Regions from separate parts of the Homo sapiens genome. Here region 2 is linked to region 1. A link is an interaction called in ENCODE POLR2A ChIA-PET data of the cell type or tissue named here. Cell type or tissue: endothelial cell of umbilical vein. All regions are shown on one strand. Each heading gives the region's core, and the rest is flanking DNA. Links, peaks and the distances in the headings are about the cores only.

Region 1 (15,952 bases), core at 6,672-11,671:
AACTTTTTATTGTTTCTATTTATATGTTATTGTACTGTCTATATCTTGAAAAGTTGTTATAACTATTATTTTGCATTGGTTCATTTTTTCATCTTTCTACTCAAGATATGGTGTTCCTATGAGGAAGATGAGTGGTGGAGGCTTCTATTTGGCCATGTTGCTCCCCATCTCTTCTCCTTGCTGCATTTCCCTCTCTCCATCCTTCCCTCCCTCCCTCCCTCCCTCCCTCTCTCTCTTCCTTCCTTCCTTTTTTTTGACAGGGTCTCATTCTGTTGTCCAGGATGGAGTGCAGCGGTGTTATTATGGCTTACTGCAGCCTCAGCCAGTGATCCTTTCACCTCAGTGTCCCAAGTACCTGGTACTATAGATGTACACCATCACGCCTGGCTAATTTTTGTATTTTTGTAGAGACGGGATTTCACCATGTAGCCCAAGCTGGTCTTGAACTCCTGGGCTCACACGCCTCAGCCTCTCAAAGTGTTGGAATTACAGGCATGAGCCACTGTGCCTGGCCCTTGCTGCATTTCTTGACTGTTCCTTTGGGCCTCCCTTTTCTGTGGTTATGTAGTACTAATACTTACTTGATTTTTGTAAAGCCTATTGGATTTCATCACACTCTAACTTTTCTATTGTGCTATATGTAATTACTATATTGATATGCCACATTTACTTAAAATGTGCTATGTGTATCCCAGGCACTACTTTACATCATAACTCCATTCACCCTATAGCAGTCCTGTGATGTAGCTGCTCTTCTTATTCTGATGGCACTGTTCCTATATGCATCATATGTATTAGGAATCTGAGGCTCTGAGAGGTTAACTGACTCCGAGTAACACAGTTATCAAGTAGGAGGGTCAGGATTTGTACCTTGCAGCTCAGCTCCGGGGTATACTCTGCCTCTCTATCTGCACAAGTACAGGGAGCTTTGTCGGCTGTGCTTTTGCCTTGGCATTCTTTGCCTGCCAAACCAGGGGTGAGTCTAATCGGTGTCCTACACAGACTACACTCTAGTTAGTGGGGTGATGATAAGAGGTAGGTGCAAAACCCTAAAATATAAAATCTAGGGTAATCACTGTGAAGCAGGAATATTGAGAATTTGCTGAATTATTTTATCAATAAAATAATAATTTGCTAGGTCTGCCTTTTGATTACGCACTGTTCTCTCTCCCACTCCTCCCAGAATTATTGATAGGGAAGCAGAGGAACAAATAAAAGAGAACAGAAATTTTGATTACTGTCTTTTAAATGACTTCTAGATACAAGGAGCAACCACTTTGTGGTTGAGATTCCAACTGAGATTAAGAAAGGAGGCTGCCAGGTGAGTGAGAACACTTTATAGAGGGCCACTGAGATGATCTGAAACTCAGCAGGATTTTCACTAATTAATCCTGGTGACCTTGTTACCTAAGATAAGCATGACACCTGAACAAAGCACATGATGGCTGGCGCCATACAATCTGTGCTTTACAATTACCAATATATTATTTAATATGTCTTATTTTCTAGAAGACTGTCTCCTCATTCCAAAACAAAACCAAAGCCAATAGACAAATGAAAAATTAGGAATTATATTTGCAGTACACATGACAGATGATGGGCTAATTTCTCTGTGAAACAAGGGACTCAATTAGTAAAAAGTAACAACTCAGTGGAAGAAAACAAATAGAGAATATGAATGGGCTATTCAAAGAAAAATATAACAGCCAAGCAAAGATGGCCTCATTAATGATGGCAAAAATTAAAATAAGAGAGTATTTTTCAGTTGTCCATTGGACACAATTTAAACAGTTGATGCTATCTAGTGGTGGTGAGAAATTGTTACTCTGTTGGAAGGAGTGTAGCTTGGAATAATAATTTTTGGAGAAGTTTTAGTTCTATCTATACAAGTTAGAAAGTTATAATTGTAAGAAGACATATTGCGTATTTTTTAATTGTTAAAACTCAGAAGTAACCTAAAAGCATACCAATAGGAATATAGGTATTATAGCATACCTGTTCAATAGTACATAAAATAGCCATTAAAAAGAACAAACCCATCTATGTCAATGATACAGAACAATGTTGCATGAATATTATATATGGTATGAGCACTTTTTAATAAAATAGCAAATGTTTCCATATTTTAGGCCTGTACCAGCAAATACACACGTGTGTAAATATGCAGCTGTATATGCTTGTTTATGTGTGGGCTGCACATGAAACTTTTATGGTTATTATCTCTAGCAAGTGGGACTATGGTTGGAGGGAAGCCAACAGTTCTTGCTTAGTTCATTGAACTACTTGAAAGTTTTAGTTTAATCATACCTTACTTTTAAAGAAAAGGCCTAGAGTATATTAAAGCATTTTACTAAAGGAGTTTGTGTTTTAGTCTTTTCCAAAAGTTACTTAGCCCACCAAAATAGATATTTTTTCCTCGAGGTCCATGCTCTTAGCATGTTATAATTTCTGTTGGAATGAAAGTTGTATTATAAACACATCTTGCTAACCTTCTTCATGATGCTAACTCCCAATATTGTTCTGTATGGCACCTTTCCTACTGTCTTATCTTTTGCAACTGAGTTGATATATTCTCTGCAGTTTGGGGTCTTGTTCTGTTGTTCACAGTTTTGGATAGCTATAACGGGATAATTTATGCATACCTCAATAACAATAAAATAAGCATATTTAAATAAGTATTTCTTTTCAGAAGTCATCTAATCTGCCTGAGAGACAGTAAGACCTAAATCTGCAATTTGGGAATTGGGCTCCATAGACTTAGTTTTAAGTCCCTCTGATTCCCATATTGTTTTCCATGTCATACAGAAAATTAAGGTTGTACATGGAATACTGAATTCCATTGCAGTTTATAAAGTGACAAAGGATAAAAATAGTTCTAACTAAAGAAGATGGCTTAGCACTGAAAAGAAAAAAGTATAAAAACATCAAATAAGTATGCATGTGTTTGGAGGAGCCATTTTTTGTGAAGCATTTTGTGAATAAGCCCCTTGCATATTTGAGGATTCAGCAGGCCATAGGGCTGTCTAACTCTAAATGCTGTTCCCCTGCTTCCTTGTACAGGCACAGCTGAATTCTAGTCAGACTTGCCAGCAGGCCAGATGTGTATGAGTTTGCCAGATTTAGCTGACTGAATATTGCCATGAACTGAGAAAGTCTCTGGTAACATATTTTTACTCTGTTTGTGTCATCCTTTTTGTTATGGAAGCCGAGTGGTTTGCAGAGAAGAGAGGTGAGGAATTGGGAGACTGAGGAAAACAGAAAAACTTTCCTCATATTGTTTTGTCCTCATTAACAGGATGAAGTGTGGCAGGGGATATAAGTAGAGGATTCAGTGACAGAAAATACATACTCTTATCAGAAAGATATTTCAGTCCCAAAGATTATGTTGGCCAGCCTGTAAAAGGAAATCTGCTACTTTATAAAACAAATCCAGTTGCTTTTTATAAAACTCTACTTCTCTTTAGTCTCTGTATCTTTCATTGATTTCTCATCTATAATTCACCATAAGGATCCATTTTCCCTTTACCTGGAAGAGTGAAAAAAAGAAGAAAACAAATGAATCGTCCAGTCTGTTTAATGTTGAAATGTAGAAGTGTCTCCTTGTCACCCAGGCAAAAATAAATGAAAGCCTGCCAGAGCAACTAAGGGAAATAGTGACTAATTCCCAATGATCAGGGTTAGAAATGCTAGACTTTTCCTGAAGCCAACACAAAGCAGACCCATCCTAGAAATATCCTGGCTCCTTCAGAGTGTTCTGCTGGAATCTTAGTCCAACCTGGTAGCCCATCCAGTATTGCTTTGCCTTAAGGAAGTGAACAACCAGCTAATTGTTTTCAAATTAACTGCTGCTTGAATAAGGACACCCAGAGGAATAGTTCAGACTGGAGACTGCAAAATTCTTCCAACCAGTGAAGCCCCATCATTAACACAACAGCTGATGGCCTTTCTGCTGAAAAACTGACAGTAATCAGAAAGGTGCTTATTGGGGAGCAGAAGGGGCAGCTGTTGACTAGCAGCTGGTTCCCTAGTAAAGATGTGTCCTGTTCTTCCCAGTGGTACCAGAATCAGCAGATGCTGCCTTCTGGACAGCTCAGCACCAGGTTGGTTTCCCAGCTCTCAGAATGACCACAGAAGCAGCCTTCCAAGTAGCATGTACTCATGGTGCAGCTCTCATGGATGGGACCCCTCTAAGTCCTCTTGTGATTTCCCTCAGTGGGACACTGGGCCTAGATTTGCTTAAACTTCTTAAGACAGGAGATAGTGTGAGTGTGGGAGAATAGCAGTTGTAGTAAGTAGTACACACCCTATCAGCTATGATCTCCTAACCAACAAATCTTCGTATATCTTTTTTCTCATCATTATTGAGGTTTTTTTTGTACTTACAACCACAAAATGAATTTTTTAAAAATTTAAAACTTCTGTTAGAGACAAGATCTCACTGTGTCACCCAGTCTGAAGGGCAGTGGCATGATCATAGCTCACTGCAACCTCGAATGCCTGGGCTCAAATGATCCTCCTGCCTCAGCCTCCTGAGTAGCTGGAACTATGGGTATGCACCACACAAAATGAATCTCCTGTTTTCAGCTCAACTACTTATACGGTTGGAACCTGGCTGGTGAGGTGGAAGTGGGGTGCTATTTCTAGGCCAGAATGAGGCTCCTGAACCAGCAAGACACTAGGTTCCATTTAGACCAGGAAGATAAGTCAGAGCCACCCTGCTTCTCATTTCTGCCTTTCTTGCCTCTCCCAGGCAGGAGCTCCTCCCTTAGGCACTCATCCCTGTTCCTGTGAGGAGGTTTCTGCTAAAAGAACCATCCTCCCAGTGCCCCTTTCCTGAAATTGTGTCTTGTCCCTGGGTCTTCTGAAACCCCTTTTCTATAAGAAACAGGCTTCCTGATAGCCTCAGACCGCTTTATGGAAACCCCTACCACCTTCTGGCCATACATGAAATCTGCTGCTTCTAGAGAAGATATTTCTTTCTGTACAGTTTTGACTCCCCAAATGGTCTTGGACTTGGACATGGTATCAGAATTCTCCTGACTCTCTATTTTTCTCCCATCTGAAGTAAAAACTTTCCTACCTTAAGATATGCAGTCCAGCCACTGTCTTTCCTGCGTGTTGGGGTGGGACTCTAATGTCCTGACCTACCACTGATCTGCACTGTGAACTCTCTCCTGCTTCGCACTGCACTGTGTGCCTGCACTGGCTTGCCCAGGCTTTTCCTACTGATTGAAGCATGTGTCCTTTTCTTTTTCACTTATTCAAATTCTATGTAGCTCAGGTCTTTTACCCTCTCCCCTAGTCCCTTCCCTGGTAATCCCTGCCAATAGAGGTTTCTTTATAAAAGTTTACTGTAGCCCTTCTTTGGCACGTAGCCATATATGGCACTTGTGACAATCAGCTTTTATATAATTTACATCTTCTAATGTTAGCTAACATTTTAAGTATTGGGTGACTTATGTACCCACTTAGATGGTCAGACTTTTTTTTTTTTTTTGAGAATAGAACCTTCTGGGAACTTTCTTTGATATAATTATCATCAAGCCCAAGCATGATACTCAAGTGTCTAATAGATAATTGTGGAATGAAAGAAATAATTAATCATGAATGAATGTTTCAAGATGTTGAGAAGCCCTGCTTTCTTTTGTTGCTGATTTGCCAGTTATGACCTATCTAAATAAATTTCCTGATGTGACCTCTTAGTTCTCAGCTTCAACTTACTACGAAGTTTGAGAGATCTACAGTAGAGTAATTTGAGCTTATAAGAAAAAAACCTATTTTTAATTAAACAGTATGACTGCAAAGCAAAAGCTGTGGTGGAGTCAAAATAGTGTCAGTATTCACTATCATCTCTGTAAGTGAGGAAATACGTATCCTTAAGGGAAAGCCTAATGTTCTATAATATGAATCTCTGCAAAATGTTTCTTTTGTCTTTTACTACATATTAGAAAAGAGAAATAATTAGTTCTAGAGTTAAAAAAAAAAAAACTGGGCAAGTTAGCCTAGTAACTTCTTTTAGTTGCTTGCTTGTTTTCCTGGAAGCATCAAAGAGAATGGGAGCGATTAAAGATTTAGAAAAAATACAATTATTTACGTCCCATGTTACAGTGAGAGCTCACCATGGGATGCTTTTTGCTATACATTGAACATTCATTGGTATCGAAGTTCTTTTCATTTTAGGAAGCCATCCCCAAAAGACAGCAATTTAAGTAAGGGGAGATTTGAGAAGATTGAGAACTGTTAAATGTGGGAGGAGGTAAGTTATAATGGCCAAACCTTCCTCTACTTTGATTTCTCTGCTCTGTGCTATCTCTAAAAAGCAGTATGTCATCCCTAGCTGCAGTGGGCAGATTCATACATATTTACAACTTGCGAATTATGAATGTGCAACCCAGAGAGTAGCAGTGTTCTTTGTCTTTCTGCTTTTCTCCCTTCACTAATGATTCTAAACTCTTAGCACATCCAGGATTTGGAGACTAGTTTTGTAGCTTGCCATTTCCATTGTACATGAATTGGGTCTTTGTAATTTAAATGGAATTTTATTTTCCAATTTGGAAGCTTCCATGTAGGTAGACTGAGGTTTTCTCCATCCTCTGTCGGGGCTTTGATGTGATGATTTATTAAGGTACTAGGAGAGATATTGATCCTGCTAATAGCTTCTGCCTTGCCACATAATGTTTTACATTTTACTCAGCTCAAAGACCATATTCCCCTTTTCCTCATCTGATTGACCGTAAATGCTTTGGCCTTTCCTCAGCAATTATCTCACTTACCAAAGCAGTGGCTAAAAGTCAAGTATTTATAGACTAATTAGTGAAGTCAACATGTCTAAATAGAGTACTTCACATAATACCAAGAAGTATCGTACAGTACTGTGAAATTAGCAAAGTTTGCTACAAGGCAAAAAAGCAAGGGTTGAGAACACAGATGGTTGAGGACACATATACGGCTGATGCTAGTTGTCTTTGTGTGATTGTTAAGACACAGCTAAGGTGATGTTTTCTGATAGCACTTTTCCTCTGTAGCTTCTCCTTAATCCTAACATCTTTTTACTCATGAAAGCTTTGGGATATTAGCGGGTTTGCAAGTTGTTCCCAATTTTTTTTATAATTTACTATTTTGGGATACCAATAGAAAGGAAGATATCATTTGACACTTGAGCTCTTAGATAGACAGGATAAGAATGCAAGAATCACTTTGTTATTTTTAAAGCTACTTTGTATTTTTAGAATGTCTTTAAAGTATTCTCATCCAAGATATAATTAGTTCAGTTTTGAAAATAAGAAAACATTGCTTAAGAGTTTAAGAGAATATTGGGCTAGGGGTCAAAAAACCTGGTTAGGGCCAGGCACCGTGGCTCACACTTTTAATCCCAGCACTTTGAGAGGCTGAAGCAGATGGATTGCTTGAGCCCAGGAGTTTGAGACCAGACTCCTGAGCAACATGGTGAAACTCCGTCTCTACAAACAATACAAAAATTAGCTGAGTGTGGTGGTGTGCACCTGTGGTCCCAGCTACTCAGAAGGCAGAGGTGGGAGGATCGCTTGTGCCCAGGAGGTCAAGGCTGCAGTGAACCAAGATGGTGCCACTGCACTCTAGCCTGGGTGACAGAGTGAGACCCTGTCTCAAAAATAAAAACAAAACCTGATTGGAGTCCTAGCTTTGAAACCAGTTACTGCATGTTTTTGTACTGGCTACACAAGTCTTCTGGGTACCACTTTTCTCATTTTGGAACTGGAGATACAAAACAATTACAAAAATCAAAGGAGATAATGAATGCCCAAGTACTTTGTAAATTGTATAGCACTATACAGATCTAACTATGTTTTTAAATCACTTGCATTTACATAAAGGGCAGCAAAGGATTCCTTTCAAGGTAACTGTAGGCAGAAATAGGATTTTAGCCCAGACTGCTGTTAAGTGCCTAATGTGGCTCCCTATTTTTGCCATAGTCTTTCCTTCTGATTCAATGTGTACATGGATTCTCATGTATACCTGCCTTTCGCATTCCATATGATTCGGGAGGGATGGAAAATCTCTTTGGAATCTCCAAAGATTATGGAATTTTTTTGGAAGTAACAAGGAATGTCTCCTTATCTAGGATCCACCTGTAATTATTTATGTTTTCCCCAAGTAGCATTAGTGCACTTAGAAAGATACTTTGTGATTTCTCAGCCAGGCGCAGTGGCTCATGCCTGTAATCCCAGCACTTTGGGAGACCAAGGTGTGTGGATCACTTGAACTCAGGTGTTCGAGACCAGCCTGACTAACATGGCAAAATCCCGTCTCTACTAAAAATACAAAAATTAGCTGGGCGTGGTGACAACACACCTGTAACCCCAGCTGCTCGGGAGGCTGAAGCAGGAGAATCGCTTGAACCTGGGAGGCAGAGGCTGCAGTAAGCGGAGATCGCGCAGCTGCACTCCAGCCTGGGCAACAAAAGTGAAACTCCCTCTTTAAAGAGAAAGAAAGAAAGAAAGATACTTTATTCTCACAATACTCTAGGACTAGAATGGAGAACAACAACAGTCAGTTCTCCAACATATCAGCCTTAAGTAAACATCACTGTGTGCCTGATTTATATCATGCTTTTTGTTTGTTCATTATCCTGCACTTCCTTTAATCCCTCTACTTGTCATTATCTGCAGGAACTAACAATTTGCAAAACCAGAAACCAAAGCAAAAGTGAATCGTACAAATGACATCAAAAAGGGATAAGGCAGATATATTTAAGTGAGCCAGTTTTAAAGAAGCGGTGAGTACTTTGACACCAGTAAAACAGGAACTTTTTCTTTGGGCCTTCGTTGTCAGAGCAACCAAGTGTCAAGCCCAGTCTGTCTTATGGGATAGCATTTTTTTTCTCGTTTGTTTTGTTTTGAGAAGTAAAGTAGCAAAATGGTGATGGTCCTACATTCACTATTAACTTTAGTTATTATTTATTGACTGCTCAATGCAAGATTTCCCAATTCAGCACATATGAATTGGTGTTATGACAATAGCTACCTAAACCTACATTAAATAATAGTATTCATGTTGAATTTTGCTGCTGTATTTCGTTTTTGTGTGCCATTCCCAACTTCTGGTGCCTCCTAACACCTGTCTTTAGGTACCGGTGGTGTCTCTAGGTTGCCTCTGACTGCTCAGATTTCCCAACCCCCATCTCCACTCCCCATATTTCCCCATACAGAATATCCCAGGTTCCAAAATTACCTCCTCTTCCTCTTCAATATTATTACAAACTCCCATTTTTTATCATGACTACTTCTATTAGGAAGGAGCAATATCCTTAAATTAATTGGTAATAAGATATCTGTGACCAGTGAAGCTCCTCCCTAATTCTCCTAGGGCTGTATTTTCACTTTAACAGAAAATGATATGCTATTTGCTTGGATAAGCAATCATTTGTTCATTCATTAGCTCAACAAATAACTGATTGCCTAGTCTTACCTTCATGTATTAAGACAGGCAGAGGACTACAAGGTTAGGTAGTTCTTTTTGGGTAGTCAGTCCTGGACCTCAGTTAATGACCCAGGCAAAACCATTCATGTCAGGCTTATTTTGGTCCTACTGTGTATACCCAGGAGTGCCTACCATGTAGGCAGCAGCAATTTCAGAACAAATGAGAGGGGGAAGAACAGTTGCAGAGAGGAGAGGAGAAGCAAGCTGGGACATGGAGATGCAGAGAAATAAAAAGGGAGGAGAATGTATAGCCAGAAGAGCTAAATTATTTAACCAGCAAGGTTTCTTCTGACCCTAAGATTCTGTGTAAATGAGAAAGAAGAAGGGAGGGAATAAGCTAAGGAATGAAAGGGGAATGAGGAGGGTTCTAGGAATATACTAAAAGGCTGCATTGTTTTCTTTTTTTTTTTTTTTTTAGTTAAGAGCCTCTAGGTTAATAAATATCTTATGAAGTACTGTTTATCTCCTAGAGCAGAGGTGAGCCCTTTTCTATGGCTTCTAGGAATTTCAAAAATCAATTGATGGGTGGCCTCCCTGGCATGCTCCTTTCATGACATCAGAGAATGTCTCCCACAATGAAGTTGAAACTGTCAATGAATACTTCGGTGTTTTATTTTCAAGCATTTTTTTTCTTAAGTCAGGGCTCTCAAAGAGGGTTGGTAAGAGATCAGAAACCTCTCAGAGTGACAGGGCGAAAGGTCCCTGCTTCTTCCTGGAGAGGTTGGAGATGACTCAGACATCAGGGTATCAGGTAGAGACCAGGTCAGGCCAGCAGGACATTAAAATACAGAGAAGCTGAGAACGAAACCCAGCTCCTCATAAAACCAGTGTTTTCTAAACTAAAGAAGCAAATGGAAAAAAATTAAGGCCTGCGTAAAGATTATTTAAATCATTTCATTAAGCTTACCACATACCCTTTAAGTCAAAATAACCTCATCTTGTCTGAGGTGGTGTGTGGACACAATTGTGCTGGGCCCATCCTCTCCTGCACTGGCTGAGTGTGCTGTAGAAGAGGAAAGGTGTAAGGAACAGCTAGAACAGCTTTGTGGGCAATTTTGCCATCATGATCGGGTGAAATTTAAATTGATATTAAGATACCAAATGTTCTTTTGCTTTTCAGTCATCGTATTATCAAATGTAATAATCAGTTGTTGCAGCTTATGAAGCCCATGACTATCAGATTTGACTAAATTATAATGTACCTTTTAAGATAAAAGTTTTTGGTGTATAAAAATGTTTTTATCTTAAAAGATAAAAAATGGGTCAGTAGTTTCCTGAAGCAGAAATATTCTGCATAATTTTCATTTTTTTCTCTCTTTATTATTATTTTTTCTTCCAACAACTTTTGAGTCAACAGCACCTCAAAAAGATAATACATCGTGATCAAATTGGTTTCATCCCAGGGATGCAGGGATCATTTAACATATACAAGTCAATAGATGTGATACATCACATAAATAGAATTAAAAAGAAAGGCCACATAATTTTTAGAAAATAAATTATCCCCTGAACTTGATCTAATTGCTCCATTTTGAAGCCTCACCATGGACAAATGTAAACTATGTTCTGTGTTAGGTATGCTATACTTGGAAAAGTATTTGAGAAAGCATATCTTGAAACAGCATCTGTAATTTTTATTTTATTTTAAAAATCCCAGTGAAGTTAAGTTTAGGATTGTGTATCTTTTTAAGAGTTATGCAAAATTACTTAAAAAAAATACTTGTCTCTTGGATATGATAATATTTGAAAGATGTTACTGGGAAAAAGCACAATGACACCAGGGTTTTGCTCTCTAAATATGGGTTACTTATGGTCTAAACTCTTAAACAGTTAAGAAGCAGCATGTTTTGTAATACGAACTCCTTTCCTTAATAACGTAAACTGCTGATCTAAATTGCTATCGTAATGTCACAAAAGGCTCATTGGCTAGAGATGATTGATTCTTTAACTCAATACAAAGTACAACTTCTTTGCTATGTCCACATACCCTGAAGATAAGTCTTAGAAACTTTGTAAGGAGGAGAGTTTTTGTAGTTTTTGAGCACATTATCATGGGAAAATTACTTAACCCCTTTGAGGCACTGTTTTCTCACCTATAAATTGGGCCAGTAATAATTTAACCCTCTCAGAGTTTTTGTGATAGCTGAGGCACTGAGCAGTGCAGTCACATCTTATCTCAAGCAAGGATTGGATATACCTTATCTGCAGTCAAGTAGAAGATGAGAAAGATGTGTAGGCAAAACTATTCTTGACATGTGCCTAATTTCTCATAAAGAACAGCAAATGTGGTTCTCTCCCTACTTATACCATCTCTTGGGAAGTCCTCACAGCCCATTGTCCCTCCAGTATGACACCCAACTGCTGATGGACACTGGAGGAAGACACCGTGTTGAATGAGCAATAGCATATTGTGGGGCTCCAACTGTGTGTAGGATACCCAGCACCATGCCTCACACAGCTCATATTAGTTTACCTTCCCTTTATTAATATTAGTTCACCTTTTCCTGCACCCTAGAGCAGGGGTCCCCAACACCCAGGTCATAAACCAATACCAGTTTGTGGCCTGTTAGGAACAAGGCTGCACAGCAGGAGGTGAGAGGCAGGCGAGTGAGCATTATCACCTGAGCTCCACCTCCTATCAGATCACCGAAGGCATTAGATTCTCATAGAAGCGAGAGCCCTATTGTGAAGTGTGCTTGTGAGGGATCTAGGTTGCACACTCCTTATGAGATTCTGATGCCTTATGATCTGAGGTAGAACAGTTTCATCCCAAAACCATCCCCCTGCTGCCATCTGTGGAAAAATTGTCATCCACAAAACTGGTCCCTGGTGCCAAAAAGATTGGCAGCCGCTGTCTTAGAGCCTTGATACTAGTGTCTCCTGAACCAGTGGGACCTGAATGTGGAATTCAGTACAGCTTTTAAGGCCTTGATCACAGGAGTTCAACTTGAAGTGGATAATTCTGAAACCAGACATGTTGGAACTGGGTTCTTTTAGGATCTACCTCATTTTCATTGGACACTGAGGAGGAGCCATAAGAGCATTAGGCTCAGAGCATATATACATTTGCAAGATACAGAGGAGTATCCTCTAGAATCTACTGATGCAGTTAGTATATTTTAAGTAATGGTAAATTTCAGCAATGTTAAAAATAACATCATCTGAAAAGTCATGCATTTTTGTGCCGTAACTATTTTTACATGAGGTATTGATCATAGTAGAATACAAAACTTCCATTCTTGTGAAGTCAGAAGATGAACTGAAAATATAAATGAAGTTAGAGATGAATTAGTTATTTTACTCGTTTTTTTGTTGAATAGAGGGACTTGTGCTTCCTAATGAGTTATTTTAAAGTACTTTTAGCAGTTGTTATTTTGCTATTCTTGTCTGAGTTTGAATTCTATTGACTAGGTAAAAATGCATTTCTCAGTTGCTGAGTTTTCAGATTTCTGTTTACAAGATAGAGACATTAAAGGTGGGAGTTTTGCTAGAGACTGTTTCATTGATATTTCAGAATAAATTCAATGTGACTGATATTACAGTGGACTGATTGATACACTCTGAGAGAGAAGAACTGTCTCTGTCAACAACAACAGTCTAATTCCATAAATTTTTACTATTTTGTGCCAAAGACTTTCCTACATGGCAAGGATAAAATGTCTTTTGGGAAATTATGCTTAAGACAAACATATGGACAGAAAGTTTCAAAAAGTATAATAAATTCAGTGTTAGAGGGAAACAGAGTTTGTGGGAGGATCAGAAAGGGCTTTACACCAAAAGGAGAGACTCTAGGAAGAGGGTTTTTTTTGGTTGTTTTTTTTAAATTAACCATTTTCAAGTAAACAATTCCATGGAATTTGGGAAGCGCTTTTGCAGAAGGTAATATCTGAACCCAGTTTTGATAGGCTTTTGATTGAAAGAGGAGGAAACAGGTAAGTGGAGGGAGAGACATGGACATTCCATTAGTGATATCTGTCAGCCTGTATTCCTTTCCTGCCAGCCGCACCTTGGGTCGTCCCGTCTTAGCTTATGGAATCCAAGTGGTACATCTGTAGGAATAGGCCACCAGGGCTGGCCATTCAGACCACAGGAATAGCAGACCACAGGGATGGCATGTGGACCCAGCCAGATTAAGGAGACCCAATCCTGAGACATTTGTTGAACTCCCAGAAGAAGTTTCGTTGTGTTTTATAAAACTGAGGTTGCTGCATGATGTAACGTAAATCTGGAAGTCCTGATAGTCATTTTGCCTCCAGTTAAAGATAACCTACTTAAAAATGAAGCCAATGCAGAGGGCAGCAGAATTAAGAGATGGAGAAAGGTCCTCATAGTCTAAGCACCTAGTTCTACCCATACCTGAATGCTTTATCCCTTGAACTTTCCATTAAGTGTGCCAGTACATCCCTGTTTTTACTTCAGCCACATTGAATTTGGTTTCTATTGTGTGGAACTAGAATACTTCTAAGAAAGGTTTCTTTGGAGGGTCAGGGAGAGGGATGTTAGTTGTTTTGCTTTTATGAAATTTTGTTATTTTTGACTTAAAAAGAAACTGTGGCAGTTTCCAAATAACTATGCCTTCTGAAATAGAAACTCCTTTTCTTTTTCTAATGTGTTCAAATAATCAGGAATTTAAGCTTAGTTCTAAAACTATTATTTTAGAGCAGAATTTTATATCACTAACACTCAAAAGAAGAGCCTTTGGCCAAATTCTAGTCATAGAAAGTCATTGTTTTTCTGTGAAAGGTTTATTGTGTTTGCATATACTCTCTAGCCACTCTCTTGGGGAGGACTTGGGTTTCTGGACAGGAATGCCCACAGCAGTGGGGACATCAAACCTGTAAACTAAGTTAGGGCTTGCATCTGTCTTTCCTGATTGCACTGGGGGTCAGAGCTGTCTCCCTTTTGGGGTTCACAGTGCTATATCCCTAGTACCAGAGAGTCCCACTTTCTAGAAGAGCCTCTCAAGAGGTCATGTCTTTTTTAGCCTCAATATTGGGTTTGTAGGCCATCTGAAGATTTGTGGATATATTTAGGCAGAACACGGTTTTATAATATCTGGTCACTATTGTTAACTCAGACTACTCATTTCAAATAGTAAAGTTTCCTGTGCTGTTTGCTGACAAACTACTGAAAATGAAAGTATTCCTTTAGACCTACAACAATAAAACAAACCAAAATTGCCCCTTTATATGTTTTATCTGGTGAGTATGTAGAAAGTTCACTTTCAGATCTTTCTCTTTGATGTCTTTATCAGTTACCTTTTTCTATCAAAGATAACTTTTATCTTCACACATTGTTAATGAATGTTTGTAGAAGTTTGCTTCTCTTATACATGTATCTTGTCATTTATCTGGAAGTACATATTAAGTTAGTGCATTCTTCCACAGGGCTCTCTGTTTGAAACTATTTTATTTCCATACTTTTATCTCTGGCTTGTTTTTATTTAAGGAAACCAAAGCAGATACAGACTTAAGAATGTGAATGTTTCAAAAATTGTGATTGTAGTTGATTATGTTGGAGAAACCTTTCTTCATGGAAACAAAATTCAGAGTTTGCTCAAGAGCCATCTTCCCCAGTTGGTCTGTGAACCTGGGGTGGAACTCTCAGAGATATTAACTGTGATCCAGTTCAGAGGCAAGAGGATGGGCCAGGCCTGACTCTCCTGTGATTTTATGGTTGGCTGGGCCGGCTTAACAAACAATTAGCTTGCATGTATTGTTGAAACAATAATCCTCGATTGGCCCAGAGGGAGGTATTGGCAACTCAAATGGGAAGAAAAGCAGTTTAGTCCTGCCTGCGTTATCCATGTCTGAGATACTTTGCAGAAGGCACTCACTTCCAGAGAATCCAATCTGACAATGAACAGGACTTGGCAAGTCAATCTCAGTGATGTTGTGAGAAGGATAATTTAGATTAAATTGTACTGTTTTGACTATTTTCTGGTTCTGTTTCTTTTTGTTCAAGTCATTGGGATGCATGAGAATGGTTAAGTGAGATGTATGGTGATAGGTGAGAGATCTTACATATTTTAATGATTGGTTTATTTATAAATAATTTGTCATCAAAATTCTGTTTTGATAGTCACAAATAATGAAAAAGCAGAAGCTGGGGGTGTGAGGAGCATATCTCTGCTGTCAAAATCTGCAGAGCTCTGGAAGATATGGATCCTTCAGATGTGGTAAGCAGGGCTCCGACAGTGAGGCGGCAAAGGAGATTTATTTGATTGCAGTCTCAGTGTTTCCCTTTACAGTTAGAGTGACATAGGAACTCCTCCCACCATCCCCAGGCTCCTGTGGGGTCTGGCCCTACTGCTCTGCCCTGTGACCTCTTCTCATGCACGTGCCTGTAGTTGACCAGGCTCCAGGCACACAGCCAAACTGTCCTCCACATCACTGCATGGCATTTGCTCCTGCTGCCTGGGATGCTCTTGATAGGGCTTGGCAGCTCTTTCTCTTCCTTTACTTTTTGGTTTAATGCCAACTCATCTGAGAGG
Region 2 (15,952 bases), core at 6,050-11,049, 1.2 Mb after region 1:
TGGGAGAGTCAGACACACAATGAATGGTGCAGGATGACACCATGTGCTACAGCGGGGTACTCACCAAGACCAAGACACCTGACCCCCCACCAGGCCAATACCAGTGAGAGCTTCACCAGTCCCCAGGTGAGGACGGAGACAAGGGCAGCCCTAGCTCAGAGGACCACAACTGCAGAAGGGCTTGAAGGAGCATGAGACATCCTGGAAGCAGCCGGCACTTGGCAGCTTTAATGCCTCTCTCCTCCTGAGCTCTTAGGAACAGATGCCATCAAAGACCTCCCCTTCCCTCCCCCTCAAACCTTCCTTCTTTCTCTCCTTTCTTCTTTCCCATTTCCCCAGTGGAGGGATGAGGAAGGAGACCTCACAGGCCATTACAGTACCATGTTCCCCGCCTCAACTTAAGTCTTTACCTGGCCACAAACTGAATGACAAGGGCTTGGTGAGAGAGAGGGGAAAATCAGCTGCAGTGATGGCAGCCCTCCAGAGGCCTCCTGATCACTGTTTCATCTCCGGAAACTTTTATCTCACACTCTTACAGCACCTGCCTTCAAAGGCCTAAAAGCCTCACAGATACTCTCCCACCCCTTGAACGTAGGCAGGGCTCAGCTCTCAGATCTTCACTTCACAGATAAGAAAGGGAAGCCAGCAGGATCTCAGCACTCCTGTGCAGGTCTCTCGGAGAGCTGCAGAGTGCTCAGGCTCAGAAACACCCCTGACTCTGGACACTGGATCCTTGGGGAAGATAGAGCACACAAAGCCACAGCTCTGTCATTACAGGACAGACTCTGAAAATAATGATTCTCCAAATTGCCTTGGTCCATGACCTTTTTTACACCCTCATCCTGTTGCTAGAAGGGAAAAAAGACTAAAAAAGCACCATCTCCTTGAATCTTCCTCCATGGTATTTATTTCCACTGCCTCACAGAGGAGAATGCATTAAAATTACCACAGCAATGGAAAATGAGAAACGACTATTGTTTGATACAAATTGGACCAGATATCTTAGACCATTACTAATGTGTCTCCTTCATAAACACTGAGTCAGGAAATCCACAAAGACCAAACTGACATCATAGTTCCTTTCTGGCTAATAATGACTCCTTAACTAGACAGAAGTGAACAGCACCCAACTGTGGTGCTAAGCCTCTGTATGCATTTCTCCCTAGGAGGAAATTGGGAGACTGCCCACGTGGGCTCTGCCCACAGAGCCTCAGCCCTGCGATTGCTACTACATGTACTGCAGAAGGTTGGAGCAAACATCTGCTGCTCCCTGCACTGATCTTATGAGCAGTACTCACTGCAGAGGTTGTGCTGATGCTGAGAAGGCTGCCCTCAGTCTGTGCATGCATGTAGTGCATCAGACGACCAGGTTTCAGGGTCCACGTGGATTACCATAAACAATGCAGTCAAGTTAGAGCAGTGGCAGTAGGTTGGCTTTGATTCAAGCCCAGTTCAGAAGCACAGATAGAAAGGAGAGGCCTCTGGCAAATCAGTCTCCCAAGGTGGACTGACTGGTGGCATTCAGAAAGCCATCATCACCAAGTCATTATGGTAGTTGTATTCACAATTTCCGTGGCTTGCTTGAATGAATTATATTTGCTCCATGAGTAACACAGAATACACTGCCATGTTTTCACCCCAGATGTGTAATTAAATCATCCTATTCTCTCAGTCATCTACTTCCTATGCTTAAAAACAAAAAGGTGGTTGTACTTTATAAGATCAGCTTGGGGCTTTCCAAGGAGTCTATAATTTTAAAGCATTTAATCCTTACAAATTCGCAGTATCCAAGGAAATCCCTGAACCAGATAATGTGAGAATCTCTACGAACACCGATGCTCTTGGAAGCATATTTTCCAAATATAAAAGAACAAATTCAATGATGTTCAGGCTATCAGTCTTTAATAAATTTAAAAATAAAGGATTTGAATGAAAACTAATCCGTAATTTCTGTGAGGGCCCAGGAACCATTCCTAGCTTCTTCAATTCCCTTGCATCTCTTAACATACTTAACACAACAGGTGCAAAGTAAATGTTGCTGCTATGCATTAATTCATTCATTCAAAAATATTTTTTGAGTGCTTATTATAAGCCAGGCACTTTTAGGCACTAGATATATAACAGGGAGCAAAACAGACAAAAAAAATCCCCACCTTGTAGGTTTTATATTTTAAAACTTTCCAAGTCATCATCAGCAGGACAAAGATAAAAAGCAATAAAGTCACTGAGATTCCTGAATAGACTTTTCTCAAAAGAAGACATAAAGACATACAAATGGCCAATAGGTATATGAAAAAATGCTAAATATTACTAATCATAAGGCAAATGCAAATCAAAACCACAATGAGCTATCACCTTGCATCTGTTGGAATGGCTAGTATTCAAAAGACAAAAGATAACAGATGCTGGTGAGAATGTGGAGAAAAGAGAATCCTTAAACATTGTTGGTGGGAGTGTAAATGAGGACAGCCACTATGAAAAACAATGTGGAGATTCCTTAAGAAACTGAAAATAGAACTACCATATTATCCAGCAATCCCCTTTCTGGGTATATTTCCAAAGGAAATAAAATCATCATGTCAAAGAGTTATCTATACTCCCACGTTCACTGCAGCATTATTCACAATAGCCAAGACATGGAATCAACCTTCATCAATGAATAAATAGATAAAGAAAACATGCTATATACAAAAGTCTAAAAGCGTAGACCTTGAGTTCTGAAAGAAGCTTAGAAGCCTTGGGGAAGGGGGATATTTTTACTTTTCACTTTATTTCCTCCTATGTTGTTTGGGTATTTTTTTTCAATGAGCATATTTTACTATCGTAATAAAAAATATATTTTAAATGTATATACCTCAAAAAAAAGGAAATGTACTATATATACACAACAGAATACTATTCAGTTTTAAGAAAGAAGGAAATCCTGTCATTCACAATAATATGGCTGAACCTAGAGGACATTATGTTAAGTGAAATAAGCCTGGTACAGGAAGACAAATACTATGTGAGTGCACTTACATGTGAAATCTAAAAAGGTTGAACTCATAGAAGTAGAGAGTAGAATGCTAGTTACCAGAGACTGGAGAGGTTGGGGCTAGGGGTAGATGGTGGTCAAAGGATACAACATATAAGCAGACAGGAGGGATAAGTTCAACAGTCTGTTGTACAACATGGATACTATAGTTAACAACAATGTACTGCATTTTTGAAAATTGCTAAGAGTAGATTTTAAGTATTCTCATCACAAAATTAAGTATGTGAGATAATGATTATATTAATTACCTGGTTTGAGCCATTCCACAATGTATACATATTTCAAAACATCATGTTGTGGCCGGGCGCAGTGGCTCACACCTGTAATCTCAACACTTTGGGAGGGCAAGGTGGGCGGATCACCTGAGGTCAGGAGTTCAAGACCAGCCTGGCCAACATGGTGAAAACCCATCTTTACTAAAAATACAAAAAAATTAGCCAGACGTGGTGGCAGGTGCCTATAATAATAACAGCTACTTGGGAGGGTGAGGCAGGAGAATAGCTTGAAGCTGGAAGGCAGAGGTTGCAGTGAGCTGAGATTGCACCACTGCTCCCCAGCCTGGGCAATAAGAGCAAGACTCCGTCAAAAAAAAAAAAAATCTGTGTTCACAATAAATATATACAATTTTTATTTGTCAATTAAAAATAAATAATAATGGAGAAAATGTCACTGAGATCACAGACCCTGTGCCTTCTTTGTCACCACAACTGAACCCTAGGAATGGGAGGGTGGGGAGGATGGATGAAATGGAACTTAACAGGAGGCAATTGATTTTCTGGGGCCTGGATTTATTGCAGTAATTAACAGGGCTGCTGTAAAATAGGTTATTTATCCTACTGCCTAATCAAGAATCTCTAAATAATTTCTTTTTCTCTTCCTAGTGCAAATGTAAATTTTTAAAAATCTTATTTCAAATAATGCACAGTAGCTTTGCTAGTTGTATGAATAAAATTCAACTGGTCCAGTGAAAAAGCCAAACTCAAAATATGTAAGAAAAAAGGGGGATCTTATTTGTTCCCATGATTGGGACAGCAAAGAGGTCAGGCTAGCCTCAGGCACACTGGATCCTGGAATTTCAAAAGCCGTCTTCGGGATGTCAGCTCTTTCTCCCGGTCTTCCAGACTCACCTTACTCTGCGTGCTCCATTCCTGGCAAGCTCACTCCATGTAGTGGCTAAAGGGGCTCCTACAACTCCGGGTCTTGCGATCCTTTACCCTTGTGATCTTGGGTAAATCTGGCCTTAGGGACACCAGCAACTCCCAAAATGTAATCAGGGCAGTGTCTCTCTCTATACCCATGCCTGCCAGTCCCGGTCTTCTCTCTGCGTGTCAGCCTTACTGTCTCTGCTGTGGCGCACACCCCCTATGCAGAGGGAGAAGGGAGCACCAGGTCACAGAGGGTTCCAGTCTTTCTAATCCCCAGCTCAGCAAGTCTTGGGGAGAGAGTGGTAGCCCGCCATCCCAGCGGTCATATCAAATCTCTGGAGAGGACCCTGATTGGTCCGGCTCAGGACTAGACCATCAGGCCAATTACTGTGGCCCTAAGGATAGGATATCATTATTGGCCGGACCTGGATCATGCATCCATTACTGAAGCTGCGGCAAGGGAGGGCCCACCAAATGCAAATGCATTGCTCTCCCCTAGACCCAACGGATTTACATGACTCTTTTTTAAATCACCCAAATTTCTTACAGCTTCACCCCAGTTGCCCTAGTTAAAGTGCAGCTTTCGAGTGCTCAGCAGTCCCCTGTGGCCAATGGCTACCTTATTGGGTGGTATTGTTCTAGACCCTTGGTCAGGGCTCTCCTCTTTTACTCTGGGGAGTGCAAAGCATTTGCTCAAACATGAAGTCATTGTATTAGTTTCCTCTGGGGGCTATAACAAATTACCACAAACTTTGTGGGTTAAAACAACAGAAACCTGCTCTCTTACTGGAGGCCAGAAGTCCAAAATGGGTTTCACTGGGCAGAAACCAAGATATAGGCAGGGCCACATCCACTCAGCAGCTCCTGAGGAAAATCTGTTTCTTTACCTTTTCCAGCTTCTAGAGAACATTGCTTGCCCATGGCCCCTTCCTCTATCTTCAAAGCCAATGTCATGGCATTCTCAAATCTCTCTGTTTCCATTGTCACATTGCCTTCTGCCTTCTGAGTCAGACGTCCCTCTGCTTCCCTCTTATAAGGATGCTTGTGATTACACTCGGGGCCTACCCAGATAATCCAGCACAGTCTCCCCATTTCAGGAGAGTCCCTTTATCCTTATCTGCAAAATCCCTGATATCATTTAAGGTAACATTCAAAGGTCTCAGAGATTAGGACCTGGATATCTTTGGGGACCATAATTCAGCCTACCACAGAGGCGTTGGGGTGGAATGAGCATTCCAAACAGAGGGAACAGCCTGTTATGGCTCAACTGCCGGTTGGAGAAGGCACCCCCTAGAGCTGCAAGGCTACTGAGACTGAAGCATAGAGAGCTCAGAGGGGTGGATGAGATGGGGCCAGAGGACTGAGTGAGAACCCGAGCACTCAGCCAATGCCATGTGAGAGATTTGGGTCGTTTCCTGAAGAGAAATGCAAATCTGTTGGGAAGGGGAAAAGGGATGCATTTGCATTTTTAAAAGGTCACTCTGCAGAGTGAAAAAGAAACAGAAGGAGGAGAGTCATTGAGGATAGAGGAAGACCAGATTAGGCTGCTAATGCAGGCATCTCAGTGAGAGGTTGTGGTGGCTTGAACTACAACGGTGGCAGTGGAAATAGAAGGAGGCAGATATAAGAACTCATTATTGGTAGCACTGATAGGGGTTGGTAATGAATTTGCTTCTGGAGAAAAGTGAAGGAGAAAGCAGTCCAAAGGATAGCTCCTGGGTTCTGGCTTACATACATGATGGGGCATTCAGAAAAACTGGAAGAAAACCAGAAGGGGGCATTGGAAAGAGGATGGACAGCATGAATTTAGTTGGACCTCAACTTTCAGTGCCCTAGAGACATTCAAGTGGAGATGTCTAGCAGGCATACTAGTCTGGAGCTCAGGGATACAACTTAGGAATCATCAGTACAGAGGTAGTCACCAAAGCCCTTGCCTCAGATGTTGATGCTTGGGAGGGAGAAGGAATGAACAGAGCAGGGAGTCTAGGGCCGAGCTTTAAGAAACATCAATTCTTAATGGCTTTGAAAGAAGAATCTTCAAAAGAGACTGAAAAAGAGTAGCCACAAACAGAAGGATGTGACACAAAAGCCAAGAGAAAAATGTGTTTCAAGGAGGAAGTGGCCAATAGGATCAAACAGTGGGAACAGATTAAATCGCATAAGGGCTAAAAACTACACATTGGGTACAAATGTAGCATCTAAGTAATGTTTTTTACAACTTCCTCACTACCACCAAGCACATACACTGCACCCTGTACATATTATGAATTCATGAAGTGCTGACATATCAATCTAGCAATATACACTGCATAATAGGAGGCAGTGCGGTGTAGTCAGAAAAGCATAAGCTTTGAATGCCAGCCCATCCGCTTGTTAACTGGCATGCCTTGAACAAGTCATCTAATACTCTCTGGGACTTGATTTCCTCATCAGCAAAATGGGGATGGTAATAATAGGTTTAGTATGGGTTCAAGAAATTGTGACAATTAGTGACTCTATTCTTCAAGGTGATTTTGGCAAACTGCAGGTTAAATGAGCTGTCCAAGGGCCATCAGGTGCCAAACCAGTGTCTCTTGACTGCCAGTCCAGTGCTCTGATAAGGAAAAAATCTCTCTCGGGATCTCAGAGTTGTTGCTTTTTACCTCTACTGTTCTAATTCTATTGTTCAACAGTCATTCTTGGATACCTGTGATGTGAGAGATCCTGGGTGTGGGACTGGAGATGGGAAGAGGAGTGAGATACAGTTCCTGCCTTCTAGCAGGTCTTGGTCCCATAAAGGAACGGAAAATATAAACAGATAATTATAATATCAAGTCATAAACTCTCGGGTGGAGTCTTCAAGGGCAAACCACAGTGGGAACCCAGTGGAAGGAATGATGAACCCCAGAGCATGGGGGAGGGAAAAGAGAGAAAGTCTTGGTAAGTGAGAACAATACCTCCTGATTTAAGCTATAGCTAGGAACGTGTGATTGCTTTTCTTTTCCTTCCATTAGAATCAAGAACTTCAGATCCAGAAACGACTTTCTAAAATTTTCACACTCCTATATCAAAGATGGTGGAATTGAAGACCAGAGAGGTGAGGTATTTCCTAAGGTCAAGAGTTGGCAAAAAATCCAGGAGTCCCAGCCTCCAGTCTATGGCTCATTAAGCTCAGCTGTGTCTCAGTGAGGACCATAGTCATCCAGCACAGAGGGCTCAACTGACTGCTCAGCTGGGCTGGCCCATCAACTCAGGCAAGAATCACCTGCCCTGATGTCAAAGGCATCAACACCTGGGAGGGATCACTTGGATCACAAGAATCACAGCCTCGAGAAGTTGTTTGGCATTCACTGGCAGATTGTAAGAAATGTATTTCTGTGAGAGATAAACTGTATTTCTATGGTTTTCTTTCCTTCAGTAGCTTATGTATCTGGTTTTAGGAATATGGGGACAAATGGTAGGGTAGGGGAAGGCTAACAGAATCTTCATTAAGACTGGGGATAAAAACAAATTGGCAATAAGGAGAAAAGGATGACATTCTCCTTATAGATCAAAGCAGAAATCATTGTGACAAAATCTCCACATTAAAAAAAAAAAGTCCAGCCACTGTGGAGAGCAGTTGGGAGACTTCTCAAAGAACCAGGAGTTGAGCTACCATTTGACCCAGCAATCTCATTACTGGGTATGTACCCGAATGAAAATAAATTGTTCTGCCAAAAGATACATGTACCCATATCTTCATCATAGTGCTAGTCACAATAGCAACGACATGGAATCAATCAAGGTGCCCATCAACTGCAGAATGGATAAAGAAAATGTAGTACCTGTATACCATAGAATACTAAGCAGCCATAAAAAAGAATGAAATCTTGTCCTTTGCAGCAACATGGCTGCAGCTGGAGGCCATTATCCTAAGCAAACTAACACAGAAACAAAACAAAATACCGCATGTTCTCCCTTATAAGTGTGAGCTAAATATTAGGTACTCATGGACATAACGATGGGAACAGTAGATACTGGAGACTATTAGATGAGGGGAGAGGGAGAAGGGCAAGGGCTGAAAAGCTACCTTTGGGGTATATGCTCACTAGCTGGGTAATGGATTCATTTGTTCTTCAAATCTCAGCATGATGCAATATGTCAATGCAACAAACCTGTACATGTTCCCCCTAATTCTAAAATAAAAGTTGAAAAAAATGGAAATTCAAGGCCCATAATTTCAAGAATATTCAATACAATAAATTTACAAAATAGGTTAGTAAAATGAGACATTAACCTCGTAATTCAAAGCCATTTAAGGAATGACAGAGGGCTAGGGAGGGAAATCTGACTCAAAAAAACCAAAATGAAATGTATCATTGTTACAAGTAGATTAATAGATTGCTGTCGAGTAAATCTCTTGGAAGTTAAATTTTAAAATGAGGTTGATCAGGAATGTCATATACCACACACCATTTGTTTGTGAACAGACATCTGCAACAAAACCTGATGATACTTAAGGAGTTTGTTTCCTGAAAGTTAAACATGTTATCTGCTTTGTAAACCCTGTCTTTATAGATGGTTAAAGTATAAGCTTCTATCAGCTCCTTTCCTAACTGCAAATTCCATGTAGACTCCAAATGAATTTATCTGGAAAGTCCCTTGAATTCTTTGGAATGGAATTAGAACTGTGGGTCATTTTTCCAAGTCATGCCACGGCCACTTTCAATATTTTATAGTGACACTTTCTTAAACAACTTGAACAAGGAGGGACTAGTATAATCAAAGATAGCTAACCAAATAATCAGCAAACAGATTTGTCTGAAGATAGCATTTTTAAAAGTAACTATACTTTTAAGAAAAAGAAATGCGGTAAAGGCCTCATTTATCCAGCATTGTTAAGCAATGAGGTTGTCCATATAAGTGCATTGTCCAGATAGCAGCTGATTTACCCTTTAAACGACAACACTTCAAAATTATCTTGATGGAGATTAAGATGTACTACATGCGTCCTTGCTAGCTTACTTGAACCAATATGTTTTTGCTAAGCCTTTCTTGCAATGACTCAAGATCCCCAAATATTAATATCTATCGTGTTAGCTGTAGTATTATCCAAGAGTTGCCTGGAGTCCCTAGGATTTTAGCTGTAGACCCCACTATCGGGTTTCTTGATTCTTATATGTCCCTTTCCCCTTTTGTCCCTTTTTCTTAAAATTGTCCACAGGTCTTCCTCCAGCAGTCATTTCTCTCTTTTAATTTGATACTCTTAAAAGTGTCTTCTTCCTTTTTATGTTCAATTATGAAAACAACACATGCCCATTCCCTAAGACTGGAAAAATACGGAAAATTTAAGAATATTCACCTACTCATACACAGATATTCCACCTTTGTCTTTTTTAACTCATGAATTTGTTTTAAAATATACTGAGAAAGCAATATCTGCAGTCATAAATAGTGATGTGTATTCTGCTTTTTGTGCTTAAGGTGGTAAACATTTTTTTCTTCAAAAGAAACATCTAAAGGGCAATGTAGTATTCCTACAGAGGAATTTTCTTCACTTAAATAGTTCTCCCTATAACTCGCATGTAAGTAAACTGATTTTTCGATACCACCTTGAAGCAGCATGCACATCTCAAAGTAAATCCATTTCATAAAGCATGAGGGAAAAAATGTAGACTGCATTGATTTTATGGAAAGACAGGGAAGAATTTACTTCATAATTTACAATTGAATAATATCCATCGAAATAAAAATGTACTAAAAGGATCATTGCAACATTGTAAGACAAAGGCTAGAAGCATCTTAATAGCCCATTTTTAAGGGACTGGTTTTATATATCTATGAAATGAGATACTACATTGCCATTTAAAAGAATTATATAGATCTATATTGCAGATATGAAATAATCAGTATGATACGTTAAGATAGGAAAATACAAGGTGTGAAACTATACATATACATGTACACATGTATATGTGTGCAGATATATATATACACACACACAGATTGACACACACACATTTCAGATTCAGAGACAGGAAGGCATACACATACACCCTAGAAACTCAAAGTGATTCTGGAAGGATACACCAGAAACCGAACAGTGACTGCCTCAGCCTGGGGAGGCCTTGGGAGGCTTTGGGTGGGAGTTTCATTTATGATTCACCCTTGGCTATTAATAGAGGGCTGTAACTGTGATTGTCACATCCCCATGTGCACGTATCACCCTCTTTCAACACCAACATGAATTCATTTAATTTTTAAAAGAATAATAACAATAGTAAACCCTTATTGTTTACTCCATGCGAGGCAGTGAGAGCTTGTAACATGTATTCCACTTCATCCTCACAGATTATTTTCTGTGAAGGATACATAGAAATATTATCTCCATTCTATGGATAAAGAAACTAAAAAACAGGCGAGTTAAGTAACTTGCCCAAATTGCACTTCTGTGAAGCAACAGAGCTGAGATTTAAACCTAGGTGGATTGGCCCCAGAGTTTGTTTTTAAAGCTCCAAAACGTACAAGCTACAAGCACAAAACAAAAACAAAAGGCATGAAGTCATTTACAAAGGCAAAATTGACTTTAAAAATGAAAGAATTATTGATTTTAGGAAGGGAAAAAAATCCACACAGGTACTAGGATACTATTTTTCTCTCACATCATCTTTAAAGCTTAAAATTGAAAGCAACAGTATAGTGGTGAGTGACAGCTATACTGGAAAAATAATTATGCTGGGTATTTTTGATGTATATAGACAAAGTAGTTTTTATATAGTTAACACTGTAATAACTGGAAAAACACTCCTCTACTGCAGAAGCCTCCAACAGCATCACCCCAAGGTCCCTTCCCATTTCTATTTCCACACCTCGCCACGGGTGCCACAGCTCTCCCATGGAACTACTCAGGGGACCCTGAGGTCCGGCCCTGACATGTCCCACTCCTGTGCTCTGTTGTGCTAGAACTGTTCTTTCCACCATGCATTCCTGCCAATCACAGTCCTAGATGTCCTTCGAGGTCATGACCAAATTCCTCCTTCCACAAGAACACTCTCCTGGTCATCTACGTCAAAGCTCTTCTCTCCCTCCTCTGGTGCTTCCTTAACAGTCCACTCAATAGAAAGGTAAACACAAATAAAGAATGCAAAGAAAATGAAGATTATGAAAATGCCTATCTACCTCTCCCTCGAAATGTAGGTCCCAGGGGAACAAGAACACTTTCCATTATTTGCCCCACCACCCTCACACTGTCTGGCACAATATTTGAATAACTGTTCAAAAAAGATTACAAGAAATGGAATACAGGGAATGGTGTGAGTTCTTAAGAAACCTGGGGCAGATGGAAGAGCAGGAAGTGCAAGCAGCCACTGCTCTGCTCTGGGACATGAGGCATCTTTGCTCGCTCCAAGGTGTGAGATGAAGATGCCTCTCACACAAGAAGCAGGAGTTTGCTGCCAAAGGAAGTAGGTGTTTTGAAAGAAACAAAAACTGTTGGGTAACATATTTCCTTCCATAGTGGGACCTGCGTGATGCCACCAACCTCCAAAACTCAATGGACCTGGGAGCTCCCAGGGCTACTAGAGAATTGCTAATGGCAAAAGATGAGCTTGTATTCACCTTATCCTCCCAACCCTCACCCCTGGTCTGTGTTGTGTGTGTGTTTAGGGTGGGAAGGTTTGGCACATTATACATCGAAGTTTTATATTAGCAAGAGGGTTTCTTTGTTTTGTTTCATTTTATTTTGTTGGAGAGGGTTTGATCTTGTGGGCTGTGGCTCTGAAGAACATTAAGGATCCAGGGTTAACAGAGTTGATCCACACGTCAACAGCAAGAGAAACTGTCCTTGCTGAATTAAATGGCACCCCTGAAGGAGAGAGAAAAGGAAAGCAGGAGAAAGACCAAAAGGGGAGTCTGGGCACCTGTGCCAGGTAGGTGTCCTGTCCAGAGGAAACACTAGAGGATTCCCCTCTCCCAGAGAAAATGCCTGCACCACAGTCTGGCCTCTGGGTGTGTTCCAACTGGCATAAGGAAGAAGGGACCTTTTGCTGATGGACCAAGCCAGCCCATGGGCCTTTGCAGCGATTACAGGGTAGGACCCAAGAGCCAGTTTGCAGCATTTGAATGCTCAAAGAAGCCAGGCTTCCCCCAAAACTGGGATATGCTTTCATCATTGGGTAGCACTCTAGATGCTCTCTGACAGTTTGGAAAGAAGAAATGGGTGAGGCGTTAGGGTGGAATCTCACTGAGACCTTCCAAAGGAAGAAAATGAAGGAGGTGACTGCAAGGTCAAAGCTGGGTGGCTTGAAGCCCAGAGAAGCATCCTTGGGGAAGGCAGAGGAAAGTACCCCTCAGTGTGAGGCAGCCCTGGAGAGGAAGTGGCCAGGGAAAACACAGCAGTGTAGCCAGAGAGAGGACCCAGGGGTGACAAGCAGGGAGGCAGACCCTGTGCAGAAACCCTGGGTCACCATCCTACAAGGCCACCAGCTCCGCCTAGTGCTTTGTTCATATCTGCGAAGATACACAAAGCTTTTTCTTCCTTGTGTCTCCATCCATTTTACGCTAGCTCTCTTGTAAGTCAGTTGCTTGGTTCTATTTACCTAGCTTTTCCCGTCAAATTATCAATCTATACCTTTAGGAGCTTTATGAATATGAAGAAGAAAAAAAATGCCTTGAGTGGAAACTCAAAAGGGTTACTTGGAAGTCTTCCCACTGAGATATCCTTAACAAACATAGATAATCAACACAAATTGCTGGAATTACTCTACCCGAGTTGTTGGAGTTGTTTAGCATAGACTTGTGTTAGATTATATCAGATGTGTTTCTTTTTGTCTTTAGGAATGAAATGACAAATTCTTCCCAGGTGGCAGCAAGAAAATTAAAAGCCCATCTGCACTCTTGCCTCAAATGGAAAAAAAAGACAAAAAAATCCCATTTCAAATGAATCTCTGCCATAAACTTAAGCACAGCAACAGATGTGAAAAAGTCCTGTGAGACAAAACACAACACACTCAATCCCCAATAAAAATAATCAATACTGGCTAAAGTGCTAAAAAACACAAGTGCTTCCAGAATGCTTCAGGGTATGCCAAGAATCCTACCTGGAGGACAGCTGCTGTTGACAATGCAGCCTGCCAGTGGAAGATTACCTGGAGGAAGTTCTTACATTTCATCTGCAGAACCGTGGGAGAATATGTGAGGACGGCAGGAGGAATGGTACGGCCTGGGGTAGAGAGGAGGAAAAACAGTCAAAATGGACACATGGGAGTATACATCATAATCACTGACAAATGATTCCTGGCGTGCATGAGACCAGAAACTCAGCAGGGTTTTTTGAGGTTTTCTGTTTTTGTCTTATTTTGTTTTGTTTCCTTTGTGAGACAGTGTCTTGCTCAGTCGCCCAGGCTGGAGTGCAGTGGCACGATCTCGGCTCACTGCAACCTCCGTCTCCCAGGTTCAAGCGATTCTCCTGCCTCGGCCTCCCGAGTAGCTGAGATTACAGGTGCCCATCACCACGCCCGGCTACTTTTTGTACTTTTAGTAGAGACAGGGTTTCACCATGTTGGCCAGGCTGGTCTCAAACTCCTGGCCTCAAGTTATCTGCCTGCCTTGGCCTTCCGGAGTGCTGGGATTATAGGCATGAGCCACCACACCCAGCCACATTCACCAGTTTTTAAATGTCCTAATGCCAAGGATTATATGTAATTTGCTGGTATTACTTAATAGAAACACCACCAGATGTATTCTGGAAAGGTGAACTGATGTTCCACGATGGCAGAGAAGCCAAGGCAAATGTAGAAGCCAAGGAAGGGCCAAGAAAAGCAAAAGCCAGTTGCCTTCATGCTGGGCCTGGTTTTGTGTATCGTGACTGTATTGTCATCATCACCGTAGAGCATTCAACAAGGATCTGAAATGGGTCCTAAATGCATCTCCATGATTTGTTGTGTCAACATAGCACACACACCCTGCTACAGCTGACTCTAAATCAAATCCAGTTACAAAAGGTAGATGGTAGTTATCAAGGTGGGTTAAATGAATTTTTACCCATGTGCAAGTCTGCATGGATGCACATACAGAGACACGCTCAGTACCCTATGCCAACCAGAGTTCCATCCCTACAGCACAGGCTCACCCAAACCCTGGCCTTCCCCTCAATGACCTCACCCCCACTCCAGAGCCAGCCCTGGGTGTTACTGCCCATGGGTGTTTCTGACTCTTCCTCTCTCAGAAGTCACCAGAAAATCCTAAGAAGTGGTTGATATGGCTTAAGATCCTCTTTGATAGGGGCTGGGCTAACTCAACAATTGTTATCCACACCCAGTGAGGTGCCTGTGGCCCAAAAGCCTTGTGGTTTCCAGGAAAATGTTTCATAGATGATTCTCCTCAATTTTTAGTCTCTTTAAAAAAAAATCACTACTTTTTTAAATTGACAAAAAGTATATGTGTCTATGGTGTACAACCTGATGTTTTAAAATGTATATACATGTGGATGGCTAGATCAAACTAATTAACTTATGCATCACCTCATGTACTTCTCATTATGATTTTTGTGATAACACCTAAAATCTGCTCTTTCGACAATTTTCAAGTGTACAATACATTGTTATTAACTATAGCTACCATGTTATACAATAGATCTCTTGAACTTCTTAGTCTCTTGATTGGATTTAAATAACTGCCTCTCTGTACGTGCCTGGGCTATAGATGTTACCAAATAAACAGAGAGATTTTGAAGATACATACACATTCTTTAGTGTGATTTTTCTTTTGACAGCTTTGTTCCACATCCAACAATAAGCGGGACATTTAAAATTTCTGGTCTTGATGGCCGAAAATGATAAATCTTGGTTTTTTTCAGTATGATAGAGCTGGTCAAAAATGTTAATTCCTGGAGCATCTTGTAGTGGCAGAAAGTGCCGGAAGGGCTCCCAAAAACATCACAAGAAAGGGGATACATCAAAGAGACATGGGATCCCACTGAAAGAGTTCCCAATGGACAAAGCTGGAACAATCTGATTAACAAAGTAGCACTGGAGTATAACTTGATATTCATGAGTCTATACTGACATAAATAAATGAACATATAAATAAACAAGTGGGGGAGAATAGATAAATCTCTAGACAGAAGAATTCCATCATGTATGTAGCTACTCCCCCTCAGGGAGGTGGAGTACAACTCCCACTCCTTAAGTGCGGGCTATCCACAGTGACTCCCCTCCAAAGAGTAAAGTATGAAAAGGTGGAAAAAAGAATCACTTTACAGTAGAAAAACCTGTCAAGACTACCTCAGCCAGGTCATCAAGGTGAACATCAACTGTGAGTTGCGTTGAGGGTGCCACTGATGCAACGTGATGAGAAGGGCACTTTGCCTCTGTGATCTTTCTTCCAGAAACCCATAACCTCAGTTAAAACATGAGAAAAACATCAAACAATTCAACTAAGGAACATTCTACAAAATACTCTCCAGGACCCTTCAAAACTATCAAAGGTCACTGAAAACAAGGAGAGTCTGAGAAACTGTCTCAGCCAAGAGGAGCCTATGGAGACGTAACAATTAAATGTAACGTGGCATCCTGGATGGAATCTTACAGAAAAAGGACATCAGGTCATAGAGTATTGACTTTGGTTAATCATGAGATTGTGACAAATGCACCTAATGTACATTCATACATTCAGATTTGCAAAAAAATTTTAAAACTAGTACAAAGCATTCCCATATACCTCACACCTAGCTTTCCTTATTAATATCTTACATTAAGATACAGATAATGTACATTTATAATGTGGTACTGAAATATAACTTGGTATTCATGAGTCC

Evidence for each region. ChIA-PET counts read pairs that join two places held together with the same protein. Peaks named below come from ENCODE experiments on the same cell type or tissue, not always from the same donor. Only the 100,000 strongest peaks of a DNase experiment are listed, where the experiment ranks them.
Region 2: POLR2A ChIA-PET joins it to region 1 with 6 read pairs; 2 of 35 experiments call an interaction of 5 or more read pairs at or near these places.

The regions. Positions count from the first base shown.
Region 1 is chr13:43,546,270-43,562,221 of GRCh38, reverse strand. The region is part of intron 2 of ENOX1 (ecto-NOX disulfide-thiol exchanger 1); the gene reads left to right. Among named protein-coding and RNA genes, the nearest start is that of ENOX1-AS2, 110 kb to the right of the region's middle. In endothelial cell of umbilical vein, for the core only: no CTCF peak of the experiment used is centred there; a DNase peak (open chromatin) is centred at 8,681; H3K4me3 peaks cover 511 bases.
Region 2 is chr13:42,339,886-42,355,837 of GRCh38, reverse strand. No RefSeq gene overlaps it. Among named protein-coding and RNA genes, the nearest start is that of AKAP11, 76 kb to the right of the region's middle. RefSeq lists enhancers at 1,422-1,511, 1,552-1,641. In endothelial cell of umbilical vein, for the core only: no CTCF peak of the experiment used is centred there; no DNase peak of the experiment used is centred there; H3K27me3 peaks cover 359 bases.